2 separate regions of the Homo sapiens genome follow, and region 2 is linked to region 1. A link is a loop called in an ENCODE intact Hi-C map of the cell type or tissue named here. Cell type or tissue: ovary. All regions are shown on one strand. Each heading gives the region's core, and the rest is flanking DNA. Links, peaks and the distances in the headings are about the cores only.

Region 1 (9,607 bases), core at 2,952-6,951:
ACATTGGCAGTCAAAACCTTTTTATAATGTCACTCTTATCCTATCTCTGAAAATTTTTCTCCTAGTATGCTGAACATCAACCCTGTTTGAGTCCAAATAGATTTTTACATTGTTTCTACTTTTTTTTTGAGACAGAGTCTCACTCTGTCACTCAGACTGGAGTGCAGTGGCGCAATCTCAGCTCACCGCAACCTCCGTCTCCCAGGTTCAAGTGATTCTCCTGCCTCAGCCTCCCGAGTAGCTGGGATTACAGATACCCACCACCATGCCCAGCTAATTTTTGTATTTTTAGTACAGTTGAGGTTTCACCATATTGGCCAGTCTGGTCTTGAACTCCTGACCATGTGATCTGCCCGCCTCGGCCTCCCAAAGTGCTGGGGTTACAGGCGTGAGCCACTGCGCCCGGCTTGTGTTCACTTTTAATGGCAACATATTTTCAAATTCCTTCGCAAATGCTGTTTACCTTAAAAGGTCCACCTCATATTACTTATTCATTAAGAAATACTTAATGTTCACTAACTACATGCTATGCACTGGAGATTCTTAGGAGAATAGTTCAGATATGATCTGTACCTTACAATCTGGCAGAATAGCATGGCATTAAATAGCTAATTACCGAAGATGTAAGGAGTGTTTCAAAAAGAGAGTAGGTGCCATAGACACATGTAATAGGGAGACATGCCTTATTACATGAGTTTTTCTCCTCAGGGCAACTGTGACCTTACCACTTCCAAAATCTTTTCTGTTCTTGCTGTCTATATATTTTTGTATATAGATACACACTTACTTGTTATTTTGCTGTTTCCTTTGTGTTTATTTTGCATCCCCAGTTAGATCGAAACCTCTTATAGGACAGTATCATATTTTAAACACTTTTTATAGCCCAGTTAATTACTAATGTAGCCTAAACAGGCACAAAAAATGCTTATTAAAGACAGCATTTCATTGTGCATGACAACTTTAAGGTGCTTTTACTTCCGTTGTTTTATTTGATCCTCCTGTTAATCTTATGAATTAGGTATTATGATCCCTGACTTACAGATAAGAAAACTGAAGCTCTGAGAATTTGAGCAACTTGTCTAAGACCAAACAACTGATAATTTATGGAGTCTGAACAAAAACCCAGAGAGTTTCATTCTTATTTAAAACTTTTTCCAGCGTAATGTGAATGAATAACAATCACGTGTAACAAACGGATGAATAAATGAATGACTCTCTTAACATTTCTCACCATTCCTCTTCCTCTTTCCATTTGTTTTTCTGCCTTACTTCTGTGCTCATCCATCTGCTTTATATTCTTTCTTTGTCTCTAACCATGCCTCCAGCTTGTTAGTGACAACTCTTCTCACTTCTGGGCTATGATCAGTTGTTTTGTAAGAGGTTCAGTAGCAAAGACGCAGTTGACCCCATCCAGTTGGCATTCTGTAGGCAGTTGTCTTAAGAAAGGTTTCCCAGAAAAAGACCCTGAAAGGAGGATGTGTGTGTGTGAGTTATTAAGAAAGTGCTTCCAGGAGAATCCAGTAAGGTGGTGAGGGAAACAGGACACGGAACGCAAAGAAGCCCAGAAATTTCTGCCAAAGCCCTAACTTCAGTTTGATTCCGCAGGGTATGCTGGAATGTGAAATACACACCAGCTTATCCCCACTGAGGCAAGGGAGCTGGGCTTTCATACTTCTTCACTAGTCTGTCATTGGCTAAAGACAACCCCAAGAGGATATAAATTCCAGATATTCAGCTTTCTGCACAAACAAAGCTCTTCTGAAGAGAGTCATGGTTGTGAGCCTTTAAAGCCAAAAGCCCATTGGAATTGGAGGAAGAGTATGCTGAAATAGTAAAAAACAAAACAAAACAAAAACAAACAAAAAATCCAAGGGGAATCTGGCCAGAGCACCAACAATATCTGCTAGGTCTAGGAACAATAATATAAGAATTTGTCACATTTTAGAGCATCACAAATGCCTTTAAGGATCTGTTGCATGCATTAGACCCTTACCTCAGAAAGTTGCAAATGTTTCGAGTTGGCCAGTATTCATAGGTCCCCAAACCCATGGGCCCTGTGTTAGCACTATCTGAGAGTCTTCAGTGAAGCTGTTCTACCTTAAAACTACTTCCCAGGCCTCCATTGCTAAGACTCTGCTCTCCAAGGAAATGTCATACGCTGAGCTGCGTAATCTCACATTACTTCATTACTCTAATAGTTACAGAGCAGAAGGAGGAGGCCTTTTCCCAGGCTGCCTGGTTTTAAGTTGCAGTAGTACTGCCATGTGACCTTAGGAAAATCTCAGTCCGATTAGCTAGAATGACATGAGGATAATGAATAATAACCTCCTTTAGCTGAGAAGTGTCCCTTGGGAGAGAAGGCACACAGACTGGAGACCCGGAGAATATAGATTGCTGTTCTCCGTGGAAAGTAGGGTGTAAACTCAGAAAATCAAAACCAAGCCTGTGGGCTTTGCTGGCACATCATACAAGGCAGCTTTTCAGCAGCCACCTCTCCGGCTCACTCATGGACTCCCTGGGCTCCACATCTATTACAATCAAAGACGCAACGTTTTCTTTTTTCCTCATTGTGGAGAGGTCCATTGGGTTTTGTCTTGACAGGTCAGGCACAACATGACAGATGGGGCTGAAGTTACAATCCCCCTCCCTCAGACCATCAGGATTACTCTATTACCCTCCCTCTCAGTCTTGGAGGATGAGGCCATGTTACTAGGCTGCTGCACTGAGGAAATGTTGAGCCTGACCTGATTGGAATCTCAATGGCAATTAAGGAAAGACTATACCTTGTCATCTGTATTTGAATCTCTAGAGTTGTCTCTAATTAATTATTTATTCTTTAATTTATAAGCTTATATTGTTTCCACTATCATAACAAACAATATTTAAAATAAAAAAATCTGGTTATAAAACAGAATGCAGAATATGGTCTCATTTATGGAGAAATATGTATGAGTATGGTTGTATGTGTTTTAAAAGTCTGGAAGTATTCCAGCAGCTTGTTATAAGTGGTTATCCCCTGGGAGTGGGGAAGGAGATGAGATCATATAAAGATTTTTACATTCTCTGCATGGTTTGGATATTTAACAATGAGAAGAAATACCATAATATTTTTCATAGAAAATTATTATTAAATCAGTTTCTCAAAGAAGTATATCTTTATTCTTTTTATTTAAACAACTATTTTCATCATTCCTTGGCCTATTTTAAGTCTTTCCACATATAACCATTATAATAATTATAGAGTATATATAATAATTTTTATTTGACATTTTCACTTAATGCTATTTCATTTACACTTTCCTAAGAACACAGTCTGCATATTTCTATTAATGGATGCTTAATTGTCCATTGATTCAATGTCTATTTTTATGACATAGTTTCCTTTGGAAATTATATGGTAACTTTTTGCCAATAAAATATAAAAAGGGTAGCTAACGGGAGGGAAAGTCTCAAATCTCAAGCAAGGACCCCTGACTTACCATCAGACAAAGAAGGGCTAGGTCATTTGGAAAACTGCCCTTGGCTTGTTTCAAGCACATACTTCCTGGTTTTTGGTAGACATTTACTGGACACCTACCTACCAAGCCAGTGTTATCCTTTGTATTTTATCTATGTTTCCTGAATTGTAGCATTATAAGAATTTCTTGTAGAAATCTGATTGGTGAAGATCATCTGAGTCCCAGCAGTCTACCAGCCAGCCCAAAGAAATAGTCTGAATTTGAAGACAAGCCTGCATCCCGTTTTACCATGTCAACCATGTAAGTCAAAGAGGAAACAAGAGTACAGTTCTCCAAAGTGTGGGGACAAGATGAACATCAAGCATTATCCTCTTGTGGCCATAGAAAGGTTCTTTCCAGGACCAGGCCTTTGGGCTTGTAGAAGAGCTTCCTTCTTCTCTTATCTCTGTAATTCCCACCTTAACCTTCCTCTGCAACCATTGCTCAGGAATATATGACAGCTCTCTCTTCCTTCCCTTGGATGTTTTTCTCCCTTTGGCTCCAAATTTAATCAACATATGAACATACAGCCATAGACTATTGATCCTACAAGCCATTCCCTCCGATTTATAGGAGAGAGGGTCAAAGAGAGAATAATTTGCTCAAAGGCATATAGCATCCACCAGCCCTGTGAATGATGGAGGTTGGGAGAACCTCTTAAAACATGTGGCTGTGTGCGACTATCCATGTTTGCTTGCTAATATGTATCTCCATTTTTACATTTCCATATTAGGCTATCTCTGGCCTCTGTTCGTGAAGATTCTCGGGTATCCTCAGCTGGAAGTTAATGCTCTATCAAACAAAACCCATCTGTGCTTCTTTCATGATACTTACCATTTTTTGTTGTGTTATGAGTGTTCTTGCATTTGTATAATCTTTATGCTTAGATCCCCAGTTCTTTGGGGGAAAGAATTCATGTTCTTACATATACATTTCCTAGAGAGCATAATAAAATAGCTTGTTTAGTTAGTGATGGTTGAAGAAAGTGCATCACTTTTCTTCTTGAAGGGTTCACAATAATTTTTGGTAGAACAGAATGATATAAAGGCTTAGGAAATTGGACTATCATATTACATTAGTTAAGGCTTTGGAGTCTCAAAGACCTCTGCTGAAATGGCAGCTCCACATTTAGTTGCCACAATGCCTCAGGCAAGTTACTGAACTCTATGAGCTTCAATGACCTAATCTGTACACTAGAGGAAGTAATACATATCTCATGGGGTCATAACTGTTTTAAATGAAGCAATATATGTAATTAGCACACTTATTTGCCTAGAACATGCAGTTATTAAATTATACTTATCATTAATTACTGTTAGACACTGGTAGTATTAGTAACACGATTTGCTGGCAAAGATCATTAGGCTCAAATGTTTAAAATGTTGGGAGGAAAAAAGAAAGCAAGTGGCTTCTACTCTAATTTACCTGCCACTGCCTGTCCTGACCAATTCCTCTGATGCCTACCCTAGGCTCAAAATTAACATCTTAATGCTTATCATAGATACTAAAACAATGGTAGGACCAAGAATTAGACTGGCCATTTGGCAGGAAGAACAAATATCTTTCTTATTCTAGTATTTGTTTTACCACCTAAAATGCATGCAGGCTACAAAAATTAGCCGGGCGTGGTGGCGCACGCCTGTAATCCCAGCTACTCACTCGGGAAGCTGAGGCAGGATAATCATTTGAACGCGGGAGGCAGAGGTTGCAGTGAGCCGTGATTGTGCCACTGCACTCCGGCCTGGGCGACAGAGTGAGAATCTGTCTCAAAAACAAAACAAAACAAAAAAAAACATGCATGGAGGCTAGTATATGCTACCATGGACAGAGATGATGACATGGTTTCTCTTGGGTTCATCCAAAATACTTTGAAAACTCTCATAGGAAGTCAGCAATAAAAGACAGAGGAATCTTTTTTTTTCCTTTTCTCTTCTTTTAAGTGTTAGGAGATGGACAGCCTGCTTAATGATAAATGAGTATGCCCCTCCTCACTCTGGTGTGAAAGGCATATATTTAATCCTAAAAATACAGGGAAAATTACCAAAGTGAAAACGTATTCCCTGGAGAAATAGAGATAAGAATGCTGATGCTTACGGAAGTGCTGTTGCTTGTGGATTTGTGAGGCTGATGGAATACTGATGTTTACATTAAGAGCAGCTTGCAATTGTATTGGAAACAAATGCTTACCATTGCATTGCTGAAATGAAGACATATGCAATAAAAATGTTCTGCATAGGAATATACAGATGCATAGCAATTATTATCACTGTGAGACTATAGCTGCATGATTATGGAATTCCACATTTCAATAGAAAATGAGAATAGGAAACATAAACATTGTCATTATTTAAATTGCAATAAGCAATTACATTAGATAATAAAAGATGAGAGCAAAAATATTTCAATTTAGCTAGCATAGATGCTACAAAAATCTTCCATTATATAACAATATTTTCAAAATGATATTGATATTTATATACAAAATTTTAAATAATCTCAATAAATTTTCAAACATGAAGGAAAGGAAAATAGCCAGAAACCCTAGATGCTCAAATCCTGATCTCCTACAAGACCTCTCCCCCATCTTCTCCACCCTCTGTGATGAGATTCCCAGGGATCTGCAGGCAGAAGACAAGGTCACTTGTTTTATTACAAGCAGTGTTTTATTCGAAACCTCAATGTAACCTCTAGTAATTTTGTTTATTCAGACTTGAAAAAGAATGAATCTGTGGCTTTTTTTTTCTTAGCAGCAGCAAGCTTTTTATAGTTGTTAGTGCATACATAGCACTGTATCAACATCTTTTAGATAAGGTAAACATAATGTACAACCTTTAAATGTTAGTAATTATTGTTTTATATAGGTTTAATAGACAATATAGCTTTCTTTCCCCAAAGTATTGATACCTGACTACCAGACTCTATAATGACTATAACTGCCAGCCATGTTTCATATCAACTTGGTTTATTATAATCTTTTACAACATGAAAATAGAAAATCTTAATGTGGACAGGCCTGTTGGCTCACGCCTATAATCCCAGCACTTTGGGAGGCTGAGGTGGGTGGGTCACCTGAGCTCAAGAGTTCAAGACCAGTCTGAGCAATGTGGTGAAACACCATCTATACTAAAAAAAAGAAAAATACAAAAATTATCCAGGCACCATAGTGCACACCTGTAGTCCTAGTCCCTCGGAAGGCTGAGGCACGAGAATCGGTTGAACCTGGGAGGTTGAGGCTAGAGTGAGCCAAGATTGCGCCACCGCATTCCAGCGTGGGCAACGGAGCGACACTGTCTCAAAAGAAAAGAAAATCCTAATATGCAATTATAAGTCATCAGAAATGGGAGAAAGTGTTTGGTGACTTGTCAGATAATTATAGACATTGAGATCAGTGAAGAGCCTGGAAAGATGGAGAGAAATTTCACTGAAGGTTACTTCAACATTCTTTCACATACTAATTGGGATTATCATGTCCAAAGCTGGAAGGCTGGATATTTTAACTTGGGAGAAAGCAGGAAATGGATTAATTATCCACTTTTCAGTTGCTTTAATTCTTAATTTATATTTTGCTGTGACATTTGTATGCATTTTTAAAAGGTGCTTAGTTCAGTATTGATCTTTCTGATGGAAGGAAAAAAATCCTCAGATTCTGAGAAAGATCCAAATTCTTGATGAAAAAGCTGGCTTCACCATAATTCAGTCTTTTAAATATGTTTTGATATATTTTCCTAAACATTAAACATTATATTTTATCTTTAGGATGATAGATTCAAGCTATTCAGATATTGACTATAGTGTTGAGACACCTCATTTGAGTAAGCCCCTTAAAATCGTAGAGATGGTCTTTGCTGACTTTAGCAGTGCCACGAAAAAAAAGGTTCATTTCATCCTGTATTCAACCACTCAATGCAAGCACCTTTCCCCTCAACAGTTAGCCAACTTACATATCGTGACAGTCTTGTACTTGCTGCTTATTTCTTTGAACAGCAGGCTGAAAAGCCATACACTCAGGCTCTACAATTGAATCAGACTCATAGGTTTTACAATTCCTTTCAACACCAAATTAAGATCAGAAGGTATTTTGACGACTTCCAGTTGGTGACCTGTTCTCTGACAATAAACAGTCTGTGGACTGGCATTCAAGAGCAGCCCCCATTATCCTTGTGGTAAAGCCCTTCCTTACTGCACACATAGCTGGTGCACCTTTGGTTCTGACCCCAATGTGCCATTTCCAGTCTACCTCTTGGCTCACAAAAACAAGTGTTATCTAAATGAGAAATGTCTCTCCTGTAGTGTGTTTTTAAGGATAAGCAAAATAAGAAGTCATTGGGCACTTTTTCTTATTCGAAGTACATTTGCCAAAGGCTGATCCACACTCTGCATTAAAAAATGCTTTGATCTCACTCTAAAGGGCAGCATGCCCGTGGGATGCTGATGGCTCAATCACATCCTATGCTATTGGCAGAATGTAACATCGAAAAGGTGCCATTTGATAAGTTTGCCAATAACTCATTCTTCTTTCTCTCCAAATAAAATATTATCAATGACTTTGTTTCTGGTTTTATAGACTTCTTGGAAATAGAGTGACTTGTGCCTATTTTTGCTCTATGTAACGACAATTACTTATTTTGATGCCTGAGTAGTTTAGATGCATGAGTCATATTTTCTCATGTCTTATTTTAATAACAAATTAATCAATTTTCTATTTGAAACATTAATTTTTTTTGCTTATTCCAAAATATTGTGATTGGTTTATCAGGAAGGCCACTGTCCTTTGTTTTAGAATGATGTGACAATCTCATTGCTCCATGCATTATATGACATGACATAGACAACAAAACTGGGGAGCAGATGGATCACTTGTGCAGTAATATCTGATGTTCAAATATTCACTCTTTATTTTCTATGTGTAGTTCCCATTTCCAGATGCTTATGTAAAATCATCACACCTTCTGATTCATTAGAATTGTATTTGTCTTATTATCATTTTTTTTTTCGGAGACCAGGTCTAGCTCTGTTATACAGGCTGGAGTGCAGTGGCATGATCATAGCTTGCTGCAGACTTGAACTCCTGGGCTCAACAGAGCCTCCCACCTCAGCCTGCTGAGTAGCTGGGACTATAGGCATGCGCCACCATGCCTGGCTAATTAAAAACACATAATTTTTTTTTTGTAGAGGCAGGGCAATCCGCTGTATTACTTTTTACATTAACTACTTTAATGCTTTAATGACCCACTTTTGAGCCATTTTCGAAGAATATAATGCAACATGGTAGGAATAATTAAAACTGTTAATTTGATGAAAAAATTAATAACATGCAAATGATGGAGAAATTTGTTTGCTTTTTAAAAAGCAAACTGTTAATTAATATGAACAATCAGGCTGGGCACAGTGGCTCATGCCTGTAATCCCAGAGCTTTGTGAGGCCAAGGCGAGTGGATCACTGGAGGCCAGAAATTTGAGACCAGTCTGGGCAACATATTGAGACTCCTGTCTCTACAAAGAAATTAAAAAATTAGCCGGGTGTGGTGGTGCACACTTGTAGTCCCAGGTACTTGGGAGGCTAAGGTGGGAGGATCCCTTGAGGCCGGAAGGTTGCAGCTGCAGTGAGCTATGATTGTATGCGCTGCACTCTAGTCTGGATGACAGAGCGAGACCCTGTCTTTAAAAAAAAAAAAAAAAAAGAACAACCAATTTAGTCATTACAGTATCTTGTATAAAGTTTATGAATATAATTTGGAGAATATAATTTCATTCTTCAAATTATTTTCCTAAACTTTACATAATAAGGTTTCTGAGAAAAATAACTTCAAATTTATGAAAAGTATATTGCTTCACCTTTCTCTCTGTCTTTAAACTGACAGCTTAAAAGATCTAAGTAAGAGGGGCTGCTGATAATGGCCTGAGGACCATATTTTGTTCTGACTTAAGTTCACTGTGCTTACCATTCCTTCATGGGGAGGAAAGTTAAGTCTGAGAAAAGCAAACCAAAGAAAGGAATTTCTCTCTATGTTCCACAGCAGGGCTTGCCAGAGGTGTACGAAGGGCAGGGCACAGGGAACAGTCAATCTGCCCCTCCCAGGACAGGAGGAGTGTTTGATCACAGATATTGT
Region 2 (9,607 bases), core at 3,091-7,090, 98 kb before region 1:
TTTAATACCACAAACAATGCTGCCACAATTAAGTTCTTTTGTTTAAATATGGAGTCTCCTTATGTGGCCTAGGTTGGACTCAAACTCCTGGGCACAAGTGATCCTCCTTCCTCAGCCTCCTGAGTAGCTGGGACTGCAGGTGTGTGCCACTGTGCCTAGCTTTATCTTGTATTTGTCTCTTAGTGAACTCATGGGAGAAATGTTCTGGGTATATCCATTGTTGGGATTGTTGGGTCATAAGGTACAACCATTCCTTTCTTTTCTTTTCTTTTTTTTTTTTTTTTGAGATAGAGTCTTGCTCTGTCGCCCAGGCTGGAGTGCATTGGTGTGATCTCATCTCACTGCAACCTCTGCGTACCTGGTTCAAGTGATTCTCCTGCCTCAGCCTCCTGAATAGCTGGGATTACAGGCACCTGCCACCACTCCTGGCTAATTTTGTGTGTTTTTAGTAGAGACTGGGTTTCGCTGTATTAGCCAGGATGGTCTTGAACTCCTGACCTCATGATCTGCCTGCCTCAGCCTCCCAAAGTGCTGGGATTACAGGCGTGAGCCACCATGCCTGGCCCAGCCAACTGTTCTTAATGTTGCTAAATATTGCCAGATTTCTTTCTACAAAGGCTGTATGTTTTACACTCAAAACCAGCAGCAGGCCGGGCGCGGTGGCTCACGCCTGTAATCCCAGCACTTTGGGAGGCCGAGGCAGGCGAATCATGAGGTCAGGAGATCGAGACCATCCTGGCTAACAACACGGTGAAACCTTGTCTCTACTAAAAATACAAAAAGTTAGCCGGGCGTGGTGGCAGGCGCCTGTAATCCCAGCTACTCGGAAGGCTGAGGCAGGAGAATGGTGTGAACCCGGGAGGCGGAGCTTGCAGTGAGCCGAGATCGAGCCACTGCACTCCAGCCTGGACGACAGAGCAAGACTCCATCTCAAACAAAACAAAACAAAACAAAACAAAAACCAGCAGCACCCAATTGTTCCCATTTTCTCATACCCTTGTCAATAATCAGTCTTATCTTCCTTTCTTTTCTTCCTCTCTTTCACAAAACTATCCTACATTTTCTTCTGACAACTTTGTAGTTTAAGATTTAGGTCCTTAATCCACCTAAAGTCTATGTTTAGATATGGTACAAGGCAGGACAACACTTTTGCATTTCTTCATGTAATATTAATATTTCAGTTTTCTCAATACTTTCTGAGTAGGCACTTCATTCATGCACCTCTACTCCACTCCAGTTACATTTCTTTATTTTTATTTTATAATTTAAACCTTTATTTTAGATTCAGGGGGTACATGTGCAGGTTTGTTACATGGATATATTGCGTGATGCTGAGGTTTGGGGTATGACTGATCCCATCACCCAGTTAATGAGCATAGTACTCAATAGTTATTCAACCGTTGCTCCCTCCTCTCCCTCCCTTCTATAGTGGTCTCCAGCGTCTATTATTGCCTTCTTTGTGTCCATGAGTATTCAATGTTTAGCTCCCACTTCTAGGTAGGAACACGAGGTATTTGGGTTTTGGTTCCTGCACTAATTCTGTTAGGATATTGGTGGCCAGCTGCATCCACATTGATGCAAAGAACATGATTTCATTCTTTTTTTATGATTGCATAGTATTCCATGGTGTATATGTACCACATTTTATTTATCCAGTCCACTGTTGATTGGCATGTAGGTTGATTCCACATCTTTGCTGTTGTGAAGAGTGCTGTGATGCCCATATGAGTCCATGTGTCTTTTGGGTAGAATGATTTCTGATGGATATATAACCAGTAAAAAGATTGCTGGGTCAAATGGTAGTTCTGCTTTTAAGTTTTTTGAGAATCTCCCATCTGTTTTCCATAGTGGTTGAACTAATTTACATTCCCGCCAACAATGTGTAAGCATTCCCTTTTCCCTGCAGGCTTGCCAGCGTCTGTTGCTTTTTTATTTTTTAGTAATAGCCACTTTGACTGGTGTGAGATGGTATTTCATTGCGGTTTTGATTTGCGTTTTTCTGATGATTAGTGACATTGAACATTTTCCCATATGTTTTGTGGGCCACTTGTATGTCTTCTTTTGATAAGTGTCTTTTCATGTCTTTGCCCATTTTTTAACGGGGTTACTGGTTTTTGCTTGTTGAATTGTTTAATATTCTTATAGATTCTGGACATTAGACCTTTGTCAGATGCATAGTTTGCAAATATTTTCTCCCACTCTGTAAGTTGTCTGTTTACTCCAGTGATAGTTTCTTTTGCTGTGCAGAAGCTCCTTAGTTTCATAAGTTTCCATTTGTCAATTTTTGCTTTTGTTGCCATTGCTTTTGAGGACTTAGTCACAAATTATTTCCCAAGATCAATGTCCAAAATGGTGTTTCCTGGGTTTCCTTCTAGTATCCTTATAGTTTGAGGTCTTACATTTAAGTCTTTAATCCATCTTGAGTTATTTTTCATGTATAGTGAAAGGTAGGGGTCCATTTTCATTTTTCTGCATATGGCTAGCCAGCTATCTCAGTTGCATATATTGAACTGTTTATTTTTGTCATCCAGTCCCATTAAAATGCTTCACGATAGACATTTTCTACTGGGTTCAAGAAGATATCTTGATTCACAGACACATGCTCTAATTTTTGTTTGTTTGTTTTGTTTGTTTTTTTTTTTTTAGGCAGGCTCTCACTCTGTCATCCAGGCTGGAGTGCAGTGGTGCAATCACAGCTCACTGCAACCTCTGCCTCCTGGGCTCAAGTGATCCTCCTGCCTGGGCCTCCCAAGTAGCTGGGACTATAGGCACATGCCACCATGCCCAGCTAATTCTTGTATCTTTTGTAGAGATGGGGTTTCACCATGTTGCCTAGGCTGGTCTCAAACTCTTGAGCTCAAGTGATCTGCTGGCCTTGGCCCCCCAAAGTGTTGGGATTATAGGCATGAGCCACCATGCCCAGACCCACAAACTCTAAATTCTGAGAAGAATAGTGGTTGTCCTAATTAGACATTTTGTTGGCAAATGGGGCCAAGGACAAGGAGTCAGGATTCCAGGGTTTAAAGTCTATAGACTATTCATGGCATTAAAGACAGCCTATTACAATAAGGGAACCTGCAATTCAGCAGGTGAGCACAACTTCTCATGGGTACGGATAAGAGGATTAGACCCGACTGCACTCCATGATGTGGTCTGAAGATGCTGACCGATCTTGACTCCTCTGGCAAGTTCAGCCACCTCAATTAGAATATGACCTTCATTTGATGTAGTGAGCTCCCAATTAAAATTTTATGCGAAGAGTTTTTGAAGCTAAAGAAATTTTTAGAAAACTACTGGTATAGATAATCCCATGAGTTTTTCTAAATTTTCCTGTTAGGGTACAACCTCTCCCTTGAATATTAGTTTTAATTCATTATTAATATGAATTCACTTTTACTTCTATCTCCAAGTTGGCTATTCAGAATAATAGGTAAGAAGTATTACAGTATCTGCGCTCTGCACATTGAGGGTCAATAAATATTTGATGAACAAAAGAAGGTTGATGATACCAGGAGAAAGGAATGGGTCAGGTCGTTTTCATTTTTTTACTGTCAGTAAGCCATAGAGGAGCAGGGCAATTTTTTTAAACAGAGAAGTGAATTGCTATTTTCTTTTTTTCATAAATTAAGTAACACTGACATACTTTCTTAATGTTGCATTAAAACAACTCAACTTTATGAAGGGGTTCTCACTCTAGTGAAGAGTGATGAGCAGATGATAGAAATGGCTTATATAGTGACCCAAAGAATGCACACACTACTAAATTGTGCGATTTCTTTGCTTTATGTTCAAGTGTATGAAAATTACTTGAGTGAGCCCTAAGATCTAGCTGCTTTTGGAACAGATTACAGTCTGTGTGTGTGTGTCTGTGTGTAAGTGTGCATGTCTATGTGTGTGTGCATGTATGTGTATCTGTTTGTGTAAGTGTGTATGTGTATGTTGTTTGGAGGGAATTCTGTGTCACAGTTGTGTGGTCATAGGAATTCGGAAAGAAAGAAAACCTTAACCTGAGCAGGGATGGTTCAGATGATTTCTCAGATGAAGTGACAGAGATTGTTGAGAAAATGTAATTTGAGCCCACAGAAAACCCATTGTAAGCACTCCAATTCCTGGCTACAAACTGCACTTTATTCTTCAGGAAAATATCCTGGACTCAATCTTTAATCCTTTTACAAATTTTTTTTCTTTTTTCTTTTTTTTTTTTTTGAGATAGGGTCTCACTCTGTCACCCAGGCTGGTGTGCAGTGATGCAATCTTGGCTCACTATAACCTCCGCCTCCTGGGCTTAAGTGATTCTCCCATCGCAGCCTCCGGAATAGCTTGGACAACAGGGGTGCACCACCACACCTGGCTAATTTTTTTGTATTTTTTGTAGTTACAGGATTTTGCCATATTTTCCAGGCTGGTCTCAAACTCCTGGGCTCAAGTGATCCACCTGCATCGGCCTCCCAAATTGCTGGGGTTACAGGCATGTGCTGCTGTGCCTGGTCCCTTATTCAATTCTTAATGATATCTTTAGGCAACAGTGTAGCTCAGTAAAGAGTCCAATTCTGCCCTCAGATGTGTGGAGAGAAGCCACCCAAGGCAGGAAAAGCACCTCAATCCCTGGGGTAAATGAAGGCCTGTGTATGGAAAGCTTCTTTTGGTAGACGTTCACAAGCTCAATACTTAGATGTGATATATCTCCATCCGTGGAGGACTGTTTCTTTGGGGAGAGTTCTGCAGATGTATGCAGCCTCAGTTAGCACGGCAGGTAAAGTTTGGGGAAATTAAACCATGCCAGGAGGGAATAAATGGGCGAAGGGGCTGTTTAGAGCCTGAAGTGAACGCCCTTATGGAAGTCTGAAACTAATGTGGGAAAAGGCAAGCTAAATGATTCCTATTTGGTGATTTGTTTGAAATGTTTTGATGAAGGTTATGGAGAGGAAGACTCCAGTTTCATCATCTGAGAGCCATTGGATCTAAAAGAGGTGAGGCATCTTCTACTGGGAGCTCAACCAGTTAGAGGAAACCGATGCAGACGTGATTTCTCTGCTTTCCATCTCTTCACATAAATCCAACAAAATATCTTCTGCCTAGAGCTCTGCTTTCAATGTGTGCAATTATTCATCCATTTCCTCAATGTATATTAACTGTGTGCGAGGCACCAAGACAGGAGCTGGGGAATCAGGGGGGTTATGGGCCATACCATCAAGAGTCCCACAGTTTGGTTGGAGAGGAAGATAAGAAAACCTGCCATGACAGGATTTCCACACAACAGGGAGACAGTGACAGGAAGGTAATCAGGGAGGCAGTCTTGGGTGCTGTCCACAAGCACAGACTCTGGTAACAGCTCTGTTCTTATCCCAGCCCTGCCATTTAGTAGCTGTGTGATCTGGAGCCAGTTACGTCAACTCTCTGTGTTGCAATCTCCTCAATTGTGAAATGAAACTCGTAACACCAACCTCAAGGATTTGTTGTATGAGTTAAATGAGTTAATACATGTGAAGTGTTTAGTAAAGCACCAGCATGTACAATGTGCTCACAGCCCGCAGAGAACTGCAAGGGCAGGGACCCTTTCAGCTGCACCTCAACTGTCACTCCCTGTCTTCAGTTCTCAGCTGAGTCCAGCAGTTCCTGGGCAAGATGAGGAAGAAACAGTTACCGTCATTTCCCCCTCAAACCAAAGGGAAATGAGTGACTCACTCCAGCATCACGGAATGTCTGAAAGGGGATTTCTTTCTTTATCTAAAGGAAATTTTGGCAGGAAAAGTAGACTAAAACTATTCCCCAACGTAGGCAGCTCTTGTAAAATGATTTGTTAACTTAATATTTCTATGAACTTGTATTAAATACTTACCATATGCTAGGAACTGTGGGCTATAGGGTAACAGCCTGCATTTATTGATCCCTCACATGTGCTAAGCACTGTAGAAAGTACCGCATTTATCTAATATTCACAATACATCCTCATGAAGTAGGTTCATTATCATTCAAAGGAAGAAACTGAAACAGAGAGAGGTTAACAAATAACTTGCCAAGGTTCTACAGCAAGATAGGAAATAGTGGAGCAGGGATTTGAACTTGGGAAGAATGAGTGGAGAGTCCAAAGCCTGACCACTATGTTTTCCTGTCTTAAGAAAATATAATCACTTTCTGCAAGGAGTGCTTATTCTAGTGAAGGAGCCAGAAAAGAACAGATAATTAATATACAGTGTAATCTATGCTCTATAAAGGTGTGAACAGAGTTCTGTGGAAGCACAGAGGAGGGAGGAAATTACTTTGGCTGGGAGAACCAGTTTTAGCTGTAATAAGCAAAGTACTCAAGATTACACAAAATTTCCAAAATATGTACAAACCTGGAATGATGAAAATCTGTCACAGAGAAAGAAAAGCTTACATTCAAAGATGACTAAAAACTATAAACCTGTCTAGGTAATCAGCCTCTAAATGATCAAGAGTCAAAGTTACATTTTTGAGTCTATGACATCAGGTGTAATATGCATATTACTGCTTTGGTGTGACTGACCACACTGCACTTTGCTAACTGTCAAAACCATATATTTCAAGTCCCAGCTCAAGTTCTATCTTGGAAGGGAGTGGCCACAACTTATTAGTCTTTATTCTTTTTGGTATCCTCTGTCTCATCTATATTAGGTGCCTATCTCACTGCCTGGCTCAAGGTAGTAGCTCAAATGTGTTCATTCTGCGTCTTTTAGAAGTTGATTAATCTGTTTTTGTTTAGTTCAAGGCCTAATTTTTTCTCTCTCACCTTTCACTATTTTCATTTCACATCTCATTTATATTTCTCACAGATGTTACTAGGAGTCAAACTCTAAAATTCACCCATTTCAACATTTGGGAAAGAATGCATCAAAATGCGATCTCAAGATGGATTCTGGTGGTAACTTTTGGGTTTTCTTTATCAATGTCCCTCTTTGTCACTCATAGGAAAAATTAGCTTAAACTTAGTGGGAAAAAAATTTGGTTCCATATTGCTCAAGATATGTCCTGACTACCTGTTCAGGTCTGATTTTTGAGTAGCGGGTAACAACCAGTACACATCTTTCTCCAGCTCTTGACATCAAAACCGTCTGTTCAGAACGAGAGGGAAGAGAAAGAGAAAGGGGAGAATGAGCGTGGGAAGAAAGATAGAGAAAATGATTCTGTCAGTCTAGGGTCAAAAATAAATGGAGGAGGCAAGAATGTCCTGCAAAATGCTTTGAATAATGTTATAATAAATTACCAACGCTTACGAGGTTAAATGAATTGTGTCCCTGCTGACATTAAGTAAGGATTTGAGGTAGAATATCAATCTTCAGTAAGTGTCATCCTTTTGAGCTCAAATCAGTGGGCATCATTTTGTCTGATCAAGCACCAGTCCAGTTGTAGCTGAGAACTAGCTGGTACCTACAGTAATAGCTGATTTGTCAGTTACCCTGCTCAGGTGCCCAATCATTGCAGAACTGCTCCTGAAAGTACAGTCTTTGACTTTGATATCTTTTAAACACACTTCCAGGACACCTAAAATTCCTCTGTTACATCAAGTCTCTCATTGTGTTTACATAGACTTCTGCTACCCTAACCTGGCCCTACTCCATCTGTATTAGTCTATTCCTATGCTACTAATAAAAACATACCTGAGACTGGGTAATTTATAAAGGAAAGAGATTTAATGGACGCACAGTTCCACATGGCTGGGGAGGCTTCACAGTCGTGATTAGAAGGCAAAGGAGAAGAAAAACATGTCTTACATGGTGGCAGGAAAGAGAGTTTGTGCAGGGGAACTCCCATTTATAAACCATCAGATCTCATGAGACTTACTCACCATCACGAGAACAGTATGGGGGAAACTGCCCCCATGAATCAATTATCTCCACCTGGCCCCACCCTTGACATGTGGGGATTATTACAGTTCAAGGTGAGATTTGAGTGGGGACACAGAGTCTAACCATATAACCATCTGTTGTTACAGATTTTTCTTATTCATAGTTTTCTAGTAATTAATGTCAAAATGATAAGATAGGATCTCAGCATATCTCAGTATCTCATGAGGATGCAAGTTTATTCTTAAATACTTTATATAGAATTTACTAAGATGAAAGGAGATTTTTTTCTTTTATTTATTTATTTATTATTATTATACTTTAAGTTTTAGGGTACATGTGCACAATGTGCAGGTTAGTTACATATGTATACATGCACCATGCTGGTGCACTGCACCCACTAACTCGTCATCTAGCATTAGGTATATCTCCCAGTGCTATCCCTCCCCCCTCCCCTCACCCCACAACAGTCCCCAGAGTGTGATGTTCCCCTTCCTGTGTCCATGTGTTCTCATTGTTCAATTCCCACGTATGAGTGAGAATATGCAGTGTTTGGTTTTTTGTTCTTGGCGATAGTTTACTGAGAATGATGATTTCCAATTTCATCCATGTCCCTACAAAGGACATGAACTCATCATTTTTTATGGCTGCATAGTATTCCATGGTGTATATGTGCCACATTTTCTTAATCCAGTCCATCATTGTTGGACATTTGGGTTGGTTCCAAGTCTTTGCTATTGTGAATAATGCCGCAATAAACATACGTGTGCATGTGTCTTTATAGCAGCATGATTTATAGTCCTTTGGGTATATACCCAGTAATGGGATGGCTGGGTCAAATGGTATTTCTAGTTCTAGATCCCTGAGGAATCGCCACACTGACTTCCACAATGGTTGAACTAGTTTACAGTCCCACCAACAGTGTAAAAGTGTTCCTATTTCTCCACATCCTCTCCAGCACCTGTTGTTTCCTGACATTTTCATGATTGCCATTCTAACTGGTGTGAGATTGTATCTCATTGTGGTTTTGATTTGCATTTCTCTGATGGCCAGTGATGATGAGCATTTTTTTCATGTGTTTTTTGGCTGCATAAATGTCTTCTTTTGAGAAGTGTCTGTTCATGTCCTTCGCCCACTTTTTGATGGGGTTGTTTGTTTTTTTCTTGTAAATTTGTTTGAGTTCATTGTAGATTCTGGATATTAGCCCTTTGTCAGACGAGTAGGTTGCGAAAATTTTCTCCCATTTTGTAGGCTGCCTGTTCACTCTGATGGTAGTTTCTTTTGCTGTGCAGAAGCTCTTTAGTTTAATTAGATCCCATTTTTCAATTTTGTCTTTTGTTGCCATTGCTTTTGGTGTTTTAGACATGAAGTCCTTGCCCATGCCTATGTCCTGAATGGTAATGCCTAGGTTTTCTTCTAGGGTTTTTATGGTTTTAGGTCTAATGTTTAAGTCTTTATTTTTGTACATTGATTTTGTATCCTGAGACTTTGCTGAAGTTGCTTATCAGCTTAAGGAGATTTTGGGCTGAGATGATGGGGTTTTCTAGATATAAAATCATGTCGTCTGCAAACAGGGACAATTTGACTTCCTCTTTTCCTAATTGAATACCCTTTATTTCCTTCTCCTGCCTAATTGCCCTGGCCAGGACTTCCAACACTATGTTGAATAGGAGTGGTGAGAGAGGGCATCCCTGTCTTGTGCCAGTTTTCAAAGGGAATGCTTCCAGTTTTTGCCCATTCAGTATGATATTGGCTGTGGGTTTGTCATAGATAGCTCTTATTATTTTGAAATACGTCCCATC

The links. Hi-C counts contacts between places; a loop is a spot of excess contacts. Peaks named below come from ENCODE experiments on the same cell type or tissue, not always from the same donor. Only the 100,000 strongest peaks of a DNase experiment are listed, where the experiment ranks them.
Region 2: a loop joins it to region 1, with 4 times the contacts of the local background. A loop is called at or near these places in 1 of 110 quality-filtered maps.

What each region holds. Positions count from the first base shown.
Region 1 is chr3:193,050,244-193,059,850 of GRCh38, forward strand. No RefSeq gene overlaps it. Among named protein-coding and RNA genes, the nearest start is that of MB21D2, 140 kb to the left of the region's middle. In ovary, for the core only: no CTCF peak of the experiment used is centred there; no DNase peak of the experiment used is centred there.
Region 2 is chr3:192,952,197-192,961,803 of GRCh38, forward strand. No RefSeq gene overlaps it. Among named protein-coding and RNA genes, the nearest start is that of MB21D2, 39 kb to the left of the region's middle. In ovary, for the core only: no CTCF peak of the experiment used is centred there; DNase peaks (open chromatin) are centred at 5,335 and 5,579.